Regions from separate parts of the Mus musculus genome. Here region 2 is linked to region 1. The links are chromatin loops, found by intact Hi-C in ENCODE. Cell type or tissue: heart. All regions are shown on one strand. Links, peaks and the distances in the headings refer to the core of each region. The heading gives the core; the rest is flanking DNA.

Evidence for each region. Peaks named below come from ENCODE experiments on the same cell type or tissue, not always from the same donor. Only the 100,000 strongest peaks of a DNase experiment are listed, where the experiment ranks them.
Region 2: it touches region 1 in a loop (4-fold over the local background); 2 of 42 quality-filtered maps call a loop at or near these places.

What each region holds. Positions count from the first base shown.
Region 1 is chr4:84,061,258-84,067,516 of GRCm38, forward strand. No RefSeq gene overlaps it. Among named protein-coding and RNA genes, the nearest start is that of Gm33410, 8.1 kb to the right of the region's middle. In heart, for the core only: a CTCF peak has its summit at 3,558 (motif pointing right); a DNase peak (open chromatin) is centred at 3,574; H3K27me3 peaks cover 780 bases.
Region 2 is chr4:84,013,509-84,019,767 of GRCm38, forward strand. No RefSeq gene overlaps it. Among named protein-coding and RNA genes, the nearest start is that of 6030471H07Rik, 28 kb to the right of the region's middle. In heart, for the core only: no CTCF peak of the experiment used is centred there; a DNase peak (open chromatin) is centred at 2,483; H3K27ac peaks cover 232 bases.

The sequences.
Region 1 (6,259 bases), core at 2,302-4,801:
AAACTGCCAGGGCCCAAACCTCGCCCCTCACAGGGCTGTAGGGCTTATAATCTTGCAAGGCTTTCTCTGCATATGACCTAGAAGTCTGGAAATTGAAGTCGTGAAATCTACTTGGTTTCACCTTGACTGTGTCCTAAAAATGATAACTACCAGTCATTAACCAGGAAGCAGGAAACATCCTAATGGAGAGATGGATGCAGAGAGTGGAGAGATCTGGGTCTTAGGCATGTGAGAAGAGACTCATAGTTGACTTGGGTAGGAATCCACAGAGTCTATGAACAGAGCCCCAGAGATGAGGCACTGTTTATGTCCAAAGGAAATATCCAGACACTTCAGCAGGGCTTGGGACACTGGGGGCTCACAGCTTTGACAGATGGAAAAGGACAAGTGGAACTATCTAAATCCCTCTCCCTCTCCCTCACCCTCTCTCTCTTTCTGACTCTCACAGAAAGGGTCAGAGAGACAGAGAGACAAAGAGAGAGAGAGAGACACAAAGAAACATATTGAAAGAGTTATGAGTAAGCTGTGTTTCTTAGAAGAAAACTGTGATTTAAAAAATAGCTTTACTTTCAACTTGTCTCAGCTTCCTGGCTCCTGAGAGTCTCAAGCCACATGTCAGTATTTCTGAGTTTTGCCTGACAAAGCAGACTCATGTAGATCAGGAAGAGAGGGGCAGATGGGAGAAAAATGAAGTGAGGACAAAAATCAAGAAACTGAAAGAAAGTTCATTCATGGAGTATCAGAAGAGGTGGCATCTTCCTACCTCCAGAGGAGGTCTTATAGTTAAGCCACACCCTCCACTTGTCTTTCTCAAGTCGACAAAAGCTAAGACCTGACCTCATCTTTGACCCATCTGAAGGACTGGCTTCCTCCCTTCAAATCCCTTTCCATTGCTGTCTAAAACTTCGTAAGTTAAAAGGTTTTTTCCCAAGTATACACCTGCAGTAATTCTTTTCTGATCTTTATAGACCCTTACAAATGACATTCTCTGTGGCAGTGAAGGTTTACTGAGCACATCTGAAACGGGCATCTGTGTGAGCTGTGGGCAAAACAAAGCAGAACAGAACCCTGACACATCTACAGCTGCACAGATCTATAGCCTGGGAAATTCTTCACCTATCATGTTGTTTCATCCCTAAAAGCAACATCAAAGCTACCATTCCCTTCATGAATGAAGAGAATCAAGGTTTTGAGACAGTCTATGAGTTTTCCAAAGTCTGAATTCAGAGCAGAGTCCAGATGTGAGCAGATCCCTGGGTTGAGCCGTCTCCTTTGCCCTATGCACTGGAGATAGTCACAAACAACTCTAGGTCAACTTAGTAGCCATAGGGAATACCAGACAATGCCCATTGCAACCATCCAGGAGACCGAGCCATCTCTGTGATGGAATTTCCTGGAGGGAGAAGGTAGCCCACCCTAATGAGAGATGACAGGAGCTATCCTGCCCCTCCAATACCAAGGCTTACAGGAAGTTGTCCACAGTCTGTTCTCTGCTCTGTTCTTTCTCTTGCTCTATTCACTGCTACTGTTTCATAGAAATCTGACCCACGATAGAATGCAGGATGTCCCTTAGGCAGGAACCGTGAAGCCCTAAAAGCAGGAGTCTTTGCCATTCCAAACTTCTGTTTCTTCAACCCTTAAAATGTCTGGACCCAGCAAACTCCACCTTGTTGCTTCCAGGAGTGCTTCAGTCAGCTGGTTTACCCAGAACTTCAAAGGCAATGGAGATGAAAATTCTACATCATGATCTGAAGGCAGATGCAAGGAGACTGTCATCATTAGCTCTGGACAGAGCCTGAGCTGAGGAAGTCTCAAAGCCCATCTCAGCAGTGACACACTTCGGTCCAACGAGGCCACACCTCTTAATAGTGCCATTGCCTGTGGCCAAGCATAATTAAACACACGAATCTATGGGAGCCAAACCTATTCAGACTACCACACAATCTAATACTGATTAAGAGTTTGACATTTTTTCTTTTTTAAAAAAGGAAGTAAAAATAAATAGGTTCAAATTGCTCTCTCAAATGAGAATAAAACTTTTCCTCTATTTGACTTTAAAAAATAATGTATACTAAATAAGATCTTTGAAATTGTGTAAGGGCTTTGCAGGTGAAGCCTGCTATCCAAGCTGATTTTCCAAAGGTCAAGTATCATATTAGTATAGCATCCAATAAACCGTTGCTACCGAGAGACGGGAAGAGACTCCTAAGACTCCAAGAGGAGGGACCGGGTCTCACTGTCTCTTCTTACCTCATGGGGCTATAGAAGAGGGTCTCAGGATTATTAGTGAGAACTGTGTATGTTTACTTGACAAAACTCTTCACGTGGTGGTTACCATATGCCGAATACCACTCTGAAGGAATCTGAACCATCTGCCCACTTTATGAGTGTAAGGGCTGTAAGGCAGGGACTTCTGCCATTATCGTTTGTTTGCAGACGGTGAGATGAAGGCACACTACTACCAAATGCGTTGAGGTGACTCAGAACCCATATCCTACTGGCCACTAAGCTCACCAGTCTTCTGTGGTGTGCATCTTAAGTTCTCTGAGAAGTTTTTTTTTTCCTCTCTTTAATCCCCTGTGATCTGGGTAAAGTCTTCAACAGACAGGTGTCTCCGAGAGCACGGGGACTCTGCTGTCTGGGAAGCGGCATCGGGCTGAGCCCCCAGTGTTGAACAGTGGGGTCCTAGATAATCTGGGGATTTTCCACTTCATGCTCCCCCACTCCCACCCTCATGCACCAGCTTTGTTTAAACAGAGGAAAAGACTTGAGGACAGGGCTAAGGAGCAAGCTGCCACCGCTCTGAGATTGTGTTAAGACATGCTGGAGTTTGAAAGTTTGTAACCATGTGGTTCTGGTTGTGTCCCTATGTGTGAAAAGTGTTCCTTTGTTTATTTATGCTTTCGTGGCCACTGTGTATATGTGTGTATTGCCATAGGCTTTCTAACATAAACAGAGGATGCTAGCGTAAACTTCCAGTGGGACCTGGTTTCTTCCTGCTGTGTACATTCAAACCCTCCAATCTAAGACTTTTAAATCAACAATTTTCCTTTTCAGAGAGGGTCATTATTTGTTTAGCAGTGCACAGGCTGGTCAGCACGCTGGGCGTTTCTATTCTCTTGACAAAACTGAAGCCCAGGCTGAGATCAGAGTTCTCTGCTATGTGGGTTCTCTAGGCCACAGGTGGCCAAGACGTCCCTTAGGCAGGACCTGAAGCCCTAAAAGCAGGAGTCTTTGTTGCTCCCAACTTCCATTTCCTCAACCCTTAAAATGTCTGGACCCAGCAAACTCCACCCTGTTATTTCCAGGAATGCTTCAGTCAGGCGTTTTACCCCCATCTTTAAAGGCAATGGAGCTTTGCTGCTGCTCCTGCAGCTGTAGCAGACAGCGCATGTGTCGTCAGCTTTTGTCTGTCTGCAGAGGCACCATTCAAGACGCCTCCCTGGAAGGTGATGTCTGAAGTGTTATTCTTAAGGAAGCAAAGCACCTAAGTATGGAAGAGTGTTGTGCAGAATGGGGCTTTCCCGGCTGTGGGGCTCCAAAGCTGGGAGGATAAACTCGCCCAGCAGAGGGCGCCACCGCGCCGGCGCTTACAGCTGTGCAAGCCAGGCAGGGGGATGCTCAAAACCACAGAAAAGGGGAAATTCCATACTTTCCCCCCACCTGCCTCGACCTCCCTCTTTCTCCTCCCTCATCTCCTCTCAGCCCCTTCCTTTCTCCCTCTGTTACCACCCTGTCTCAGTCTTTCTTCCTGACCATCTCTAACTCTTAACCCCTCCCTAACTTTAGCAGGGCACTCCTGGGAGCCTCAAGTCTAGTAACTGAGTGTTAATTATGTCTGAGTGGATTCTAGAGGAAAAGAAAACCATATACTGTATCAGCAGAGAAATGGTTTCACTATGAGGAAACTAATGATGCTTTTATCAGGAACAATATAAAGATTGCTTTTTTACTAGTGTGTGTCCCGTAGGGTTCAGGGCTATGAGATATTTCTGTATCTGGCTTGAGGTTCCTCTGAGCTTTTACATAATCAAATCAATATAGCCATGATTCACCCTCTGGCAACAACTGCTCGCTGCAAGTTTGCTGTTGCTCCTTTAGTGGCTAAAAGGAAAATAAATAAATATATAGAAAGGAACTTATTATGAATCGGTAGCCATTGATTTGTTCCGTCTTCTGACTTCCTTTTTAATTGCACCGCGTACACATGTTCTCACACACAGGCAGCATGATCCCGTAAGTTCACGGCCAGTCAGAAATAAGGTGGCCAGGAGTGCCTGAGGGCTTGCCACTGTCCATTTGGAAGAGACAGGTTGCTTGTTCGGAGAGAATAAAGCAGAGGTGGAGATGGGAGCCGGCCCCCTCACACTCTGTACATTGTTTGCATCTTCTTTCTCATCCCTGTGAATTCCCTACATTCCGGGCATGATTTTGGCTCTTGCCTCTCTCTCTCTTTCTCTCTCAGTTATCTTGTTTTTGTATCAGGAATTTCCCTCCCCTCCCCTGGCAGAAACCATCTGCTTAGGACCCAGATCTGTCCCCAGGGCTGTCAGCGAGGCCCCAATATTTTTCTCCCATCCTGAGGACAACTGGTCTGGACCCAAAGAGTGGATTGGGGGGGGGGGGGAAGCTTGGGAGAAAGAAGTAAGGGAGAGTCCATTCAGTGTAGGGAGCAAGCCACCTACGATGGCGGGCCAGTGTCTTCCCTTCTCTGTCCCGAGGAAGTCACAGGAAGGAGCTGCACAGAGCCTGAAGCCTTCACAACACACCCAGCTTGCTGTTTCCTTCACCACTTTCTCCCTTAAAGTAAATAAACACAGACGGCTTTCAAACTAACCCTCGTGAGAGAAGTCAGTGCCATACAACTGTGTCATCTGCTTTTCATAGGCAAACTGGGATGACCACAAAATACAGCTTTTCTAGTGCCTTGTGTGGCTTAGAATCAACAAAATCAACTGATGGAATAAGTGTGTTAGTCTGTCTAGGGAGAAACCGAGATGGAGCCTCCCGGGCAATCTGCTGGTCACCGGGGATGGTGAAGTGCTGTGTGTTTTATGCTCTGGTCCTTAAATCAGAGACCTTGCTCATAGGTGTGCTTCATTTATCCCATCCCCTATAAGAAGAAAAACATGAGAAATAATAGCAGACACAAAACAGGAAAGAAAACCCATTCATGCAATTAAGATACCCAGAGTCCCTGGGGAAATAGTATCACCAAAATGAACATGTTCCCTAATTATGAAGGAATCCTGTTACTGAACACAATTCCCTGACAATAACACTATATCCCTCTGAGAAACAGTGGAGGAGAAATTCTGGAAGGCTCTCTCTGGCTAGTGGGGGGTAGAAAAATCTACCCTCAAAGAACATCATTTGCAGTTTCTCAGCAATGTTTACAGGCATCAGGACAGACAGGGTCCAGCTGGGGTGCAAGGGGAAGGGAAGGGACTTTCAGACAGGCTTACAAGTGATGATACCAGCCCCAATCTTATCAACATGCAGAGATCTCCACTAGTGGCCATTTATTAAGCATCTACTATGCCCAAAAGCTGCTAGGTGCTGTGTCTGTATTATTACAGTACATTAACTTTGACCTTCAAGATTGCTCACGATATTCCATTAATATGCTTGTCTTTCTAGGGAAATTATGTGTACTTTCTCAAAGTTGAGATTGTCTCCAGTGGAGAAGCAATACTGAGTTAGAATCCTGTGAGTCTGCATCCCCCCCCCCCCCCCAGTGGATGGTGGCTAAAGGAGGTACACAACTGGTCAACATAGAGAATAGGAGACTGGGAAGTGTGTAGCCCTAAATGAGATATCCACATCACACCCTTTCCTCCCAAGGCTCAGGGCCCATTGAAGAAAGGGGATGGAAAGATTCTAAGAGCCAGAGGTGGTAGGTTACAACTATGTTGTGACATCATGCACGAGACCTGTGCAGAACTAAGTCATAATTAAGCCATAACCAGTATGGAGGTGGGAGGTGGTCATGAGGTCCCTCCCCTAGCCCACTGGCAAGAAGAAGGTATTTAAGTACGGGGGTCCTTGGTAAATCAACCACATTCCATCAGATGGCCCACACTTAAGAGTATTTGGGCAACACAAATTGGTTTCAGGATTTTTTGTTTGTTTTTGTTTTTTGTTTTTTCAAGACACAAAGTGAGGTGGGAAGATAGGGGAGAAAAAGGAATACATATAACCAAAGTGTATTCTGCAACATTTCAAAGAATTAATCATAATAATTAAAAAATGGTACTGC
Region 2 (6,259 bases), core at 1,442-3,941, 49 kb before region 1:
GCAAACTTTGTGCCAATGGAGCAGTTGCCAGGGTAGAAGGAAATGATGGTAACTCTTGAGGGGGTGGGGATCACCCACCCAGAAGACTGGTACTCCCTTCGCATCCTGTGTCTGATGGCTGGCATGCAGCTGTCCAGCTGGCCACTCAACCACTCAGCTTTGCTTGGCTCCCTGTAAGCTACAATTGGTTCCCATCATGAAATGTTGGCTGATGGGATGGCCACCTCTGGGCCATTCTTACAGTGAAGGGTGCCTTCCTTCCACTCCCTGTTCCCCTCCATCAGCTGCCTCACTTGGACATGGCAGAGCTGCCCATAGCTGATTCTCTACAAGACCATGTTGAATTACTTCTCCCAATGTCCTGCCAACACTAAGCTACTTCAGACACTGCGAGTGAGAAGGAACTTTAGGTGAGTTTGAGGTATGGACTATTTTTAGCTGATTTGTTTCAGACGTTACATGGCTTAGGAGAGGTGGCTTAGGAGATGAGTCAGGTAGCAGTCAGGGGACTTTTATGCATGGAAACAGTGAAGGCAGACAGAGTCACAGGAACGTAATGTACCCAATTTCCTACACCGTGGACGAGGTGTCAGGTGGCAAACCTGGTCTGGAAAATAGTTTGAGGATTTCTTAAAGTTCCACACCTGTCCTATGTTCCAGCATGTCTACTTCCTCCCATGTATTACTTACTCACATAAATACCTGGGCTAGATTGTTCCCAACAGCATCACTAAGACTGCAAACAGATCAAGAATCCAGCAACTGAAATCATCCCTGCATAGTCACACTATGGGATGCTATTTATCAAAGAAAAAGAGCAAACTACCCACATATGTGAAAACCTGCATAAACAAACAAAAATCCAAGCCCATTAGGTTTTATGGAGGAGACAGACAGCAAGATTGTATGATTCCTTTAAATAAACTCAAAGTTGGACAGATTTCTCCACGATGATAGAAATGAGGCTAGTGGTTGCTTATGGCTGAAGGGAGCATCCACCGGTCGTAGGGAACTCTGGGAGATAAGGAAATCGTGAAGATGTGGTTAGATTGTTATGTGTATGTCAAAATTTACCAACTTTTACATTTGATACCTAGGCACTTAGATGTATGTAGATTTCCTGATATTGGTATGTGCGTGTACTACTACGATTTTCTAGAGAACAGAACTGAGAGAATATACTTATATGTGACTTATTAGAGTGGCTTACAGGCTATGGTCCAGCTAGTCTAACTATGGCTGTCTACCAAAAAATCCGGTGGTTGTTTGGTTCACGAGGCTGGGTGTCTCAGCTCTTTTTCAGGATATGTCAGAACCCCAAAGAATGGCTCTAATGCCATCAAACCAAGAATAAGAGCAAATAGGCAAAGAACAAAAGTTTCTTTTAAGCTTGTCCTTTCCATAGGCTACCAGGAGGAGGTATAGTCCAGATTAAGGGCAAGTCTTCCTATCTCAAATGATCCTATTAACTAAAAACCCCTCACACGTGTGCTCAGGGACTTGCAATTTTAGTTAATTCCAGGTGTAGTCAGGCTGACAATGGAGATTAGCCATCACCAGTGTGGCACATTTGCGCACATGTGCAGGCACACATACACACACACACACCTGCATGGGTGTGGCAGCCAGAGGAGCCTCAGATGTTGTTCTTGAGGGGCAGCTTCACTTCTTGTAGCTAGTCTGTTAATGGCAAAGAGCTTGCCACATTGGCTAGGATGGCTGGGCCATAAGCCCCAGGGAATCTACCTGTTTCTACGTCCCTAGTTCTGAGACTGTTAGGGCTTGCCACTGTTCCCGGCTTTCTCGTATGGGTGCTGTGGAATGAACTTGTGTTCTCATGCTTGCATGGCAAACACCTTACCAATTGAGCCAGGAATTTAGATCTCATTGCCTAAAGGCACAGCCAACCCTTGGCATTGCAATAAACGTGACATTGTCATCTACAAAGGTCATATTCAAGAATAGCACAACTGAGTTACAAAAAAAATCATAAAACCCCTAATAACCTTTTAAGTAAATTTACCATTCATAGCTAGCCTGGGGCTCAGATGGCCCAAGGTTTGGGGCTGGGCATGACAGAATGGTTTCGAGACAAGAAAAGCAAGCTCAGATGCAGGTTTGGAACAGAGTGGTGGCAAGGCAGCTGAGGGAGGGAAGTAAGGTGGTGGGATGCACAGGGGAGGGGCCCTGTAAGGGAAGCAAAGACTGCAATTTCCCTGTCTCGACCTGTACAGGCCAGTCTAGGGACGGCTGGGGATCAGTAGCCATGCTTGCCAAAGGTCGAGTCATGAAACAAGCAGTTTCTTTCATTCGGAGTATTTTAATCCCTCGGACTCTATAGTGGGATGGGAGTCCTGTGTTATTATTGGAAATGGTGTCTATTATTAGTTACTGTTCCTCCTCTTGGATGGTGGAGTGCCAAGGCTTGGGAGGAGCTGGGCAGGACCCAGAGAGAGAGAGAAATGGTCTGTGAAGCCTGTATTTTCCAGAGCTCAGCAGTCAGGCTCTCAGCCTCATAGCTACTTATTTTATGTCCATCTAGTCACACCTCGGCTGAGCTCTCCAGTCTGCGTCAGAACCTCTGGGAGCCTGGAAGTAGCTGTGAACAGCAGTGACCTACCAGGTGGGTGGTGGGGAGGAATACCCATGCCAAGAGGACCAGAGGCAAAGCCAAGGCTCTGTTCCTCTAGAAGGTCAGGATGAGAGACACAGAGCACAGGCTCAGAGGGTGGTCATCTAGACCCATGACTGAGCAGTGAGCCTGTCTCACAAACATTCTGGGGAAGAATTCATCAGGCATTTTCTACACAATCCTGATCTAGTGTGCTCGTGTGGAGGATAATCTTTCTCTTTTGTACTTTGTATCTCTCTCTCTCTCTCCATATATATATATATATATATATATATATATATATATATATATACACATATACATGTGCGCTCACACACACACACACACACACACACAAACACACCCACATGAGGATTTTCCTATGTAGGCTGGCCTCAAACTCACCAACCTCCTGCCCCAGCCTTTTGAATGCTAGGATTTTAAACATGAGCACCCTCACCTGCCCTAACCTCATTGGGTTCTTTTCCAGAAAAGTGGTGTGGATTACAGTAACAGCTCAGAGAACCTCGCCGGTGAAGTCAGACACTTCAGAGCTGCCTCCTGAACATTTCCCTCCTTCAGTGCCAGGACAGGCAGCATCTAATAGGACAGACATCCCTTCCACCTCCCGAGCTTCCTTTTATCACCCTGCAGTGTTTCCATGGTTGGTGTTTTCCAAGGCATTCCCGAATCCATGTACTTTCTCCCTTTTCAACACGGGTGATTCATTAAATGTCAAACCAAACGTGGCCTTGTTCAAATACTTTTGTCGGAGTTTTCCTTTAAAAACACATCCAGAAATCAGAACACAAATCCTGTGTCAGTCTCTAAGACAGTCATGCAAGCAGTTGTAACTGCAGCTGTATGTCTGCAGCAGGTGCAGCAGAGATGCTTAAAAGGTGATTTATGTAAGCTACCTGGGACCTTCAGGGAAGTCAAAGCTGGGCGGCTGCTTCCTGGCGACCCCTCCTGGCTGTGCACCCTGGCGGTTCCCAGCTGACTAGGGATGTGGCTACAGCAGTTTCCCAGTGATGAGTGGCTACCAAATTGTCACAAACACACAGTCCCCTTGTGGTGAGTGTTTCATTGTCATAGGACCTGGCTTAGTCCCCCAGCTGTCCTGGGTGCATAGTCATTGTCAGGATAGAGTTCTTCAGAGAATCCCTGCTCTGCCCTGAACAGTAGCAGCTTGTACACAATGAAGCCATCTCCCAGGGAGCAGCAGATGGACAGATTTCAGCCCAGACTACCCTGAGAATGTGGTACACACCACAGAACAGGCCTTCTTTGGCAGGGAGATCGGTTTCCCTTCCTGGGAAACCAGCAGCCCTCAGACCCCTTGCTACCCTGGCCTCTGTCATGGGAAGCCATCAAAGCTTACAGACAGGCTTTGGAGAAGGATGGAACTGGATATAGATTTTGGCTCTTCCATTTACCAGCAATCTTACCTAATCCATGAGCCTGCAAACCTCAACTTCCTTATCTCTAAGTGCAGAGAATTGTGGTGGCTACCTGTATTAGCCAGGGTAAGCAATACCAGCAAGCACCAGCAAACCTAAGTCTCATTGTCTCATGGTGAGGAAGGCGTATTTCTCTTTCACACAGAGTTAATGAAGGGGATTTGATCAACAGCTCTCCTGGGGTAGTCCTGCACAAGGAGCAATTTCTCCTAGTGTGTATACTTGCCACCTTCTGGAGACCTGGGGTCTATATTTTCTGCCTTAAATGTGGGCTGGGGGTGGAGAGGGACTTTGAAAACCAATCCAGAATAGTAGCTGTCAGTCCCTCTGCTCGCAAGATGTGAAGAACTCTAAGTGAATGATGAAAAATTGTCCCCAAATATTTTGGCAACCTAAAATTGGCCCCAACGGGAGTATTTACACCACAGACATTGGCAGTTGTACTGTGAGAGGCAGGGGAAAGAAGACCGTGCTTCATTTCTGACCCACAGAAGTCATCAGTGGAAGCTGTGGAAGTACAGCGACTCTTCTGGGATTCCGAGTCAGCCCTGGCAGCCTTAGAGGCTGGGAAGTCACAGTAAGCCCCCTTGTCCCTGGTGGGAGACAGGGAGTCTCACATCCTGGACACCACAGTGACATCGTCCGCGGAAATCAGAGGCACTCTCCTCTGGCTCTCCCTAATCTTCCTTAAGCTCGCCTGCACTTTTGAAATTCTTCCCAGCTGTACTTGGGTCCAGAATGGAGGGCTTTGTGGAGCTGTGAGAACTTGACTCTAAGAGACTCTCCCTCACAGGAGTCCCATGTAGAGGAGCTGGCTGGCGCCTGACGCCATTAATCCTCTCACACAGCACGCACCCACCCACCTACATGCCCAGTTTCCTAATATTTACACATCTGACTCTTGCCATTTCCTTTTCTGGGGCCTCTGGGAACTGTTAACAGGGTTTTCCTGAAATGTGGAATTTGCAGGGAAAGGTAGATGGGCCCAGAGTGGCCCAGGCCCAAGTGGTATTTGGGAGGATGTGACAGAATTTGCTACTGGAACCTCTGGTTTTCATACCCACAGCAGTTATTTGTCACTTCTCCCTTTCTTAGAACCAGAACAAAGGCTCTGCTGCTCCAGCCTAGATCCCTGTGCATTACAGGAGTGGGCTGGCAGCGGGCAGAGTTCACCTCGCTCGTCATCCCAGTGGAGGAAGGGCACGGTTCAGTGAATCTTTGTTTGTTTTTACAAACTTGGTGGGACCACCTCCACACCACCACCATCACCACCACCACCACCCAATTTGCAATCAGAACCTTCCCCAGATTCTGGAACGTAGCCCCACTCGGCCACAAGTTCTAAACAGCAGTGGCTGAATGGTGCAGTCTGAAATGATGTCAACGGCTTGTGCAGGAGCCAAGGAAAATATGTGGAGGCCCTCGGCGGCTTCATCCCCACGCTTGTAGCAATGCAGCTGTGAGCCTTAAGTTTTCCTTCTGAAGAGACCACAGTGCATCTGGAAGGATTCAGAGCCAGCTCTGCCTGTCACACCTCTGGATGTCCTCCCCTGCCCTCCACCCTCCTTGAAGAACCAATTTTTAAAAGCAGGTCCAAAAGAGACATGGACCACGAAATGTAGCTAGAACCAGTGGTATTCATCAAGTATTTGAGTAAGAGCTTAGCTCCCATGGTGGTAGGCATGGGGAGGGAAGAACAGACAGACCAAAATGCTAGGGGTGTCAGAGAGGGAATTCCATAGCCACAGGGCTCTGGGACCAGAGGGCTTCTACCACTTAAGCCCGCAGGCTCTTGTCTTCTGACTCACAGAGGTGACTCCATTCCACTTTGTGCCTTCAAGGAGCCAGGGCTTGAGTTGCCAACAATCATCCTTCCAAAACTCCACTTGATCCCATCCATGGGAATGCAGTCAGAGGGAGAGAGAGCCTCCCATCACTCCTGCCCATGGCTGCAGAGCTCAGGGATCCCACGGATCCAGTTCATCCCACGGCAGGCTCTGTGATGGTGTGGCCATGTCCGTGGTCAGGAACTCTGCTTTAGAACCGGAAGTGCACAGATAAAGCCCCAGGGGGAGTCTTAAGCACCCCTGTACTGCAATTTATGGGTCAAATGACAAGTCGGTGGAAGGAGTATTATTTTTCTGAGTCTAGCAGAGGAGCCTGGAGAGGGAGCAGCTAAGCATAGCCG